3 separate regions of the Mus musculus genome follow, and regions 2 and 3 are each linked to region 1. The links are chromatin loops, found by intact Hi-C in ENCODE. Cell type or tissue: heart. All regions are shown on one strand.

Region 1 (2,500 bases):
CATCTTGTATGACCACGATGGCTATGACTGTATGCTCTACTGATATCTGCAGTGCCTCCCTCCCGCTCTGAAGCCCTTGAAGGTTCTTATTATGAACTAGCTGCCCTCACATAACACACTTTGGATCGTAGATCTATTCTGCTTGTTCAGTTCTTCCCAGCACAGTAGATGTCCTTGGAGCCGCCAGGGGAGTCCTCCCTCCTGCTCCAGTGGAAAGGACCCTCAGATCCTTCCAGTCTTCTTCTCCATCCACGCCCTCCCTGAATGTCTGACGTAGACGTCCCTCCTCCCTAAAACTTTTCCTGCCTCTGTACTTCCTGCTTTTCCTAGCATTAGTCACAGTTTAATTATTTCTTTAATTAAAAAACAAAACAAAACAAAAAAACCTACTTTCCTGCCATGTTGAATGGGCTAAAGAGGGCAGGATCCCCGCTTGCCTTCTTTTTCATTTTGTCCCAGGGTCCTTAAAACAAATATTTATGGAATGGATGACACTGCTTGGTTTTATTTCCCCAAGGGTACTGCACTTACAAAACCAGAGAGAGTAGTTTACTCTACAGCTGGGGGGGGGGGGGGTAAAGAATACCAATTATTTCATTTAGGTTACAATTCAAACCTTATTAAGAAGGAAATGCTTATATAAATCAAATTAAAAACTTAAAAAAAATTTTTTTTAAAGCAACACGTTTAGACAGCCTTATTTTTAAAATCCCCATCAAAACACTGAGAATCAAAGCAGTCCTGACCTGTGATGTCCAGTCAGCCACACAAAGGGACAGAGAGGCTCCGTGGTTGAAATTGTGTCACCCAGCTTGTCCCTGACAGCCTCTGCTTCCTGCTAATTTGGTTGTCCTTGGCCTCACTGGGCCAGGGAAACGCTGTTCCGACTTGTCTCCTTCGAAGCAGCCAACCAGATTCAAGGAGGGGCTCGTGCTTTCCAGCGGCTCCCAAGGAAGCCAAGAATGAGTCAGTGAATTCAGGTGCAAGAACGCACTCGGTAAACAAGGCCCAGCCGAGGTAGGGTGTACGCGTGGCTGGGTGAGAAGTCAGGAGCCTTAGAACACACTGCAGACCTTGTGGGAAGTTTCCCCTGAAACTAAGGGGCAAGCCTTTCTCAAGATCTAGGCGCCCAGTCTCTTATTTGTGTCCCTGACCCCTGACAGTTTGACCAGACCCCTGTCTTGTCATGTTCCTGGCACCTACCTACCCATCCACCTGTTCCTCCTTTACCACCTCTCCTGGGATGGCAGAAACGGCTCTTGCAGAGTACCTAGATCGGTACCAAGCATGGGCATGGTGGCTCACAACTGTCTTGTTAACTCTAATTCCATGAGGTTCCACAGCGCCCTCTTCTGGTCGCTACAGGCTCCTGTGCACATACAGCGAGTGCACGCCAATACATGCAGGCCCAACAGTCACATAAGATAAAAATGCATGTAAACACATAGACTGCTCATAGACGCCACCATTCCTTAGAATGTTTCTGCAGCAGTTCACCCTCTCTTAATCCCTGTCCCAGAGTTGATCTGTCTCCTTGGTACTGCTTCTACATGTTTTGTTTTGTGCTTTTTTTTTTTTTTCTTTCTCTGACATGCTGTGATCAGTTTCTTCTACAAGAAACGTCCTTAGGACAGGAACACTTTTCTTCTTTGAGACTGGGCTTCATGGATGTCTGGCTGGCCTTGAACTCTGTATGTAGCCAAGGATGATCGTGAATTTCTAGTCCTCCTGTCTCTGCTTCTCCAGTGCTAGGATGATAGGCCTGTGCCTCTGTGCCTTCTACTGTGGTGGAAGGTGAGAAAACATTCTCCAAGGTTGTCCTCTGACCTCCATGTGTGTGCTTGACATGCCCTCTGACCTCCGTGTGTGCTGTGACATGCCCTCTGACCTCCGTGTGTGCTGTGACATGTCCTCTGACCTCCGTGTGTGTGCTGTGACATGTCCTCTGACCTCCGTGTGTGCTGTGACATGTCCTCTGACCTCCGTGTATGCTGTGACATGTCCTCTGACCTCCGTGTGTGTGCTGTGACATGTCCTCTGACCTCCGTGTGTGTGCTGTGACATGTCCTCTGACCTCCGTGTGTGTGCTGTGACATGTCCTCTGACCTCCGTGTGTGCTGTGACATGTCCTCTGACCTCCGTGTGTGCTTGACATGTCCTCTGACCTCCGTGTGTGTGCTTGACATGTCCTCTGACCTCCGTGTGTGCTGTGACATGTCCTCTGACCTCCGTGTGTGCTGTGACATGTCCTCTGACCTCCGTGTGTGCTGTGACATGTCCTCTGACCTCCGTGTATGCTGTGACATGTCCTCTGACCTCCGTGTGTGCTTGACATGTCCTCTGACCTCCGTGTGTGTGCTGTGACATGTCCTCTGACCTCCGTGTGTGTGCTGTGACATGTCCTCTGACCTCCGTGTGTGCTGTGACATGTCCTCTGACATCCGTGTGTGTGCTGTGACATGTCCTCTGACCTCCGTGTGTGCTGTGACATGTCCTCTGA
Region 2 (2,500 bases), 99 kb before region 1:
TTTGCTGGTCTCAAAGTTGACTGTTAAGGCCAGCTGGCACTGCTGGCACAGCAGCCTGTGCACAGGGTTCCTGTCCCAGTGCACCTCAGTTCCACACAGTCAGTCTGCTGTGGCACAAGCTCCCTATTTCTTGTGTGGTGGAATAGCGTTGTAATCCGAGATAGTGTCTGCCAGAGGGAGCGCTCAGTCAGCACAGCTGCTGGCCCGAGGCTCCTGCATAGTACCCGAGAAGCTGAATGCGAAGGTGCTTCCAGCATCCCTAGCACTGACTATCATGCTTGTGGAGAGAGAAAGAGAGACAGACAGAGAGAGAGAGAGAGAGAGAGAGAGAGAGAGAGAGAGAACGAACCAGGGAAGTTAAACACACAGCTTACCTCTCCACTGAAATGAGGTGTGTATCCGCTCAGGAATGATGCAGGGTTACAACTTGGTGATCCTTCGCTGTCTGATGAGAAGGGCTCTGCCCAAATGCCCCACAATTGATGTTTTTACCTATCCCAGACCCCTTCCTCTAAATCATGAATATTGCTTTTAGACCATAAAACCCATTCTTATAAATAATGCCACCTGTGCTTTACAATGGCCTAAGTGTAATCTTAGGAGCCAGGACAACCTTGTGCTATGCTTAAATATGGCTAAAGTAAAATGATCTGGGCCAGACTCTAGAAGTCCTGGTCCAGCACTGGTTACAAACAAATCAGGCTGAGCCTTCTTACCCCCCTGTGATTGTTTTCTCCCTGCCTGCTGTAAAGCCTGTAGGGGAATCACCATCACTTTCAAATCAGAGTCTGAGATGGGTTCTAAGATCTCATGCAAAACAACCACGGCGGCTTGCAGCTGCACCCCCCCGCCATGGATGAAGCACTTCTGTTCTTGTGTAGCTCCTGTGGCCCTGACAGGAGTTCCAAATGGCATTCACGTCCCTGTAAGCTCTTCTCCTCCCCATTAGTTGTATCATCACTTCGTGGCCAGCAGCAGTGACTGCAGCATGTTTAGGAATAAGGGTCATATCTTAAGGTAGGAAGCCAGAAGCCACACTTCCCCATTCCCTTCCTACCAGGCCCCTTCTCCCTCTCTCCCTCCTCCCACTTTGGTTTTTCCAGACAGGGTTTCTGTGTGTGGCCCTGGCTGTCCTGGAACTCGCTTTGTAGTCCAGGATGACCTTGAACTCACAGGGACCTGCCTGCCTCTGCCTCTCGAGAGCTAGGATTAAAGACGTGCGCCACCACCACCCCGCTTTTACCTCTTCTTCTCTTTTTAAGATGTATTTATTATGTATACAGCATTCTGCCTGCATGTATGCCTGCTGGCCAGAAGAGGGCACCAGATCCCATTACAGATGGTTATGAGCCACCATGTGGCTGCAGGCAATTGAGCCAGTGCTCTTAATCTTTGAGCCACCTCTCCAGCCCAGCTTCCATCTTTTTTTAAGGTTTATTTCCTTTTAAAGGCTATGTGTATATGTCTCTGTGGAGGGGGAGTCAGAGTTCCTGGAGCTGTAGTTACAGGTGGGTGTGAGCTGCTTGCCACGGGTGCTGGGAACTGACCTTGGTCCTCTGAAAGAGCAAAACATGCTCGGAACCATTGAGTAACCTCTAATTAACACTTATTTATTTAGCACCACACCATGTGTCGGGGTCAGAGGACGACCTGTGGGAGTCAGTTCTCACCTTCCACCCCGTGGATTCCAGAGACAGAACTTAGTTATAAAGTTGGCATCAAGGCCTTCACTCCACTGAGGCTCTGACAACTTGCTAGCCCTATAAAGATTAAAGATTCCATGAACATCTGGGGATTAAGAACCTACCATATCAAACTTAGAGGGACACACTCCAAACCATGCCCAAACCACAGCACTAAGCCACGGCACTAGACCCTTCTTCCTCTTCTGTGGTGGATGATGGTGAGGTGGCTCAGAGTTTCAGAGCTGCTCTGAGAGAGGATCAGATCACATGTGTAAGGCTTCCTGCATCGGGCTGGGCATGGTGTGCACATAAGCGAAGACGCCTTCCAACCTGGCCTTCCATGAAGTCAGCTGCATGAGTACACAGCCACCTTCCCTACCACCGGCCCACGAGCTGCTAAAAGACAAACACAGGTTTTCTCAATGCAGCTCAATCTAGTCCAGGATTACCTAGTAGAAACAGTCTGGGGACACAGTTTTCAGAGCTTTTCTGCAGGGCACTACATTTCTTTTTCTTTTTTTAAAGATTTATTTATGTATATGAGTACTCTGTAGCTGCACAGATGGTTGTGAGCCTTCATGTGGTTATTGGGAATTGAATTTAGGACCTCTGCTTGCTCTGGTCAGCCCCGCTCGCTCAGGCCCAAAGATTTATTTATTATTATAAATAAGTATACTGTTGCCGTCTTCAGACACGCCAGAAAAGGGAGTCAGATCCCATTACAGATGGCTGTGAGCCACCATGTGGTAGCTGAGATTTGAACTCAGGACCTTTGGAAGAGCAGTCAGTGCTGTTTACCCGCTGAGCCATCTCTC
Region 3 (2,500 bases), 110 kb before region 1:
GATATAAAGGTGCACACCTTTAATCCCAGCACTAGGGAGGCAGAGGCAGGTGGATTTCTGAGTTCGAGGCCAGCCTGGTCTACAGAGTGAGTTCCAGGACAGCCAGGGCTACACAGAGAAACCCTGTCTCCAAAAAGAAAGTTAGGGCGTCTGAAGCTGGGTAGTAGGAGGGAGATGGGTGGTCGGGTGCACAGCCAGGTGCCTCGGCTGATGTGTGTGCTGTTTCACCAGAGCTGTTCTTTGGCATCATTAACTTGAAATTGAGTACAAAGTTCTACATCAGGAGCATGATATACAAACACAAGTGCAGTCTAGCCCATATTACAGAAAATGAAAAACAGATAAAAGTCAAAGAAAATGCACCCACGTACATCATTGTTTCTAGTTAAATCTGTCTTACCATTTTATCTTGGGGTACAGATAAAGTAATTTTCGTTTTGTGACTCGGTGTTATGAGCTTTGACAACGTTTATTTAGCATTCCAAAAATTTCTGTCCACCACAACCATGTTGCAACAAAGTCCATCACTCCACAAATTGCTTCTTGGTGATGTTAAGCAATCTGATCTTGTACAATTTTGGAGTTTTCTCTTAGTGCCTCTCTCATTAATGGTCGTTTCAAGCCCATGAAGAAACCCCTCACTATCATCTCTGCCCAGCTTAGCTGTTATTTCTTGCCTGTACGGATATTTGTTCAGGAGTGTTGAAAACTGGACATCCGTTAGGACAGCAGAGGCTGGCTTGGTCTGCCTGAGAGGTTTCACCTGCCAGGTATTCCATTGAGTTCATTTTTTATATCTTGAACAGAGCTGCAGTTGAGAATTTCTTCTTAAACTGCAACCTTCTGTATAGCACAGGATCCAAGTTCCAACGAAGTAGATGCCCTCAGCTAAAGTTCCTCCTCTGATGTTTTTTACTTTGGTCAGTTCTAGCCCAAAATATTAAGTGGAAAATTCCATGATTTATTTGTTTTGTGCATACCTCAGTCTTCAAACTTATCCTTCTGAGGAGAACTTTTACTGGAGGAAGTCTCAAGTACGCAGCAAGGTGGTTTGGTATGTTCACTGCAGTTTAGTGCACCAGAAAGCAGAGTAAATAACACACAGTGGAGAAGAGAGATTCTTAGCTTTTACTGCCTAAAAACTTAACTGCAGGTAGGTTTGTAACATTTATTGGTGTCCACAAGGTGGCAGTGTGTGTGTGTGTGTGTGTGTGTGTGTGTGTGTGTGTGTGTGTGTGTGTATGTATGTATGTATGTAGGATCCTGTGAGCTAATTTAGTGATTTTTTTTTCCAGATTAGTGGTTTGGGTGATTGACTGACAGTTTCAGTCTTTTGATGTTTTTTTTTTAATATTTATTATATGTAAGTACACTGTAGCTGTCTTCAGACACTCCAGAAGAGGTCATCAGATCTCCTTACGGATGGTTGTGAGCCACCATGTGGTTGCTGGGATTTGACCTCTAGACCTTCGGAAGAGCAGTCGGGTGCTCTTACCCACTGAGCCATCTCACCAGCCCTTGATGTTTTATCACAATAGTTCTATGTATGGCTTATGTAATTTTTATTTCCAACCAGGTTATTAGTGTTGAAGAAATGATGTTTTTGATTTCTCTGTGTAGCCCTGGCTATTCTGGAACTCACTAGGTTAGACCACGCTGGCCTCAAACTCAGAGATCTACCTGCCTCTGTCTCCTAAGTGCTGAGATTAAAGATATATACCACCACACCTGGATTATTGAAGAAATTTTTTTTAAAGATTTATTTATTATTTATTCTATGTAAGTACACTGTAGCTGTCTTCAGACACACCAGAAGAGGGAGTCAGATCTCATTACGGATGGTTGTGAGCCACCATGTGGTTGCTGGGATTTGAACTCCGGACCTACGGAAGAGCAGTCGGGTACTCTTACCTGCTGAGCCATCTCACCAGCCCTTGAAGAAATTTTTAATCTAAAGTTTTCATGCAAGCCAAATGTCGTAGGAGCTGATCTGTGCGTTCAGGTTTATTGACCGAAAGGAACACAGCCCTCTGCAGGTTGGAGGCAGGTCACTGTGGTTGCTGAGTCGGGACTTTCTGTTGTGTTTCATTCGTGGTCGGTAAAAACAGCTAGCAAGTTTACTGTTGATAAAGCAGACCTAGCTGTGTTCTTTAAGAGAAAAGGAAATCAGAATGTGACCTTAACAGAAAGGAACATTAGTAGTTTATTTTGACTGCTGTTTCTCCCCATTAGCCTGAGGCAAAATAAGAAAGTGGGCTTAATAATTGAAAAGCTTAACTTAGGTTCTCAGAAATTAAAGTGAGCTTTAAGAAAATTAGGATTAATTTTCTTTTTTCTTTTTTTTTTTAAGATTTATTTTTATGTATATGAGTATTCTGTAGCAGTCTTCAGACACACCAGAAGAGGGTATCAGATCCTGTTACAGATGGTTGTGAACCACCATGTGGTTGCTGGAAATTGAACTCAGGACCTCTGGAAGAAGAGTCAGTGCTCTTAACTG

What was found. A loop is a pair of places that touch in the nucleus more often than their neighbours do. Peaks named below come from ENCODE experiments on the same cell type or tissue, not always from the same donor. Only the 100,000 strongest peaks of a DNase experiment are listed, where the experiment ranks them.
Region 2: it touches region 1 in a loop (3-fold over the local background); 8 of 42 quality-filtered maps call a loop at or near these places.
Region 3: it touches region 1 in a loop (16-fold over the local background); 8 of 42 quality-filtered maps call a loop at or near these places.

Annotation. Positions count from the first base shown.
Region 1 is chr7:133,781,922-133,784,421 of GRCm38, forward strand. All of the region lies in intron 1 of Fank1 (fibronectin type 3 and ankyrin repeat domains 1), which reads left to right. It also overlaps a transcript of Dhx32 not described here. Among named protein-coding and RNA genes, the nearest start is that of Fank1, 6.3 kb to the left of the region's middle. In heart, a CTCF peak has its summit at 1,355 (motif pointing left); DNase peaks (open chromatin) are centred at 920 and 1,300; H3K4me3 peaks cover 620 bases; H3K27ac peaks cover 882 bases.
Region 2 is chr7:133,682,999-133,685,498 of GRCm38, forward strand. No RefSeq gene overlaps it. Among named protein-coding and RNA genes, the nearest start is that of Mmp21, 4.2 kb to the left of the region's middle. In heart, a CTCF peak has its summit at 1,324 (motif pointing right); no DNase peak of the experiment used is centred here.
Region 3 is chr7:133,668,079-133,670,578 of GRCm38, forward strand. All of the region lies in intron 24 of Edrf1 (erythroid differentiation regulatory factor 1), which reads left to right. Among named protein-coding and RNA genes, the nearest start is that of Mmp21, 11 kb to the right of the region's middle. In heart, a CTCF peak has its summit at 1,148 (motif pointing right); no DNase peak of the experiment used is centred here.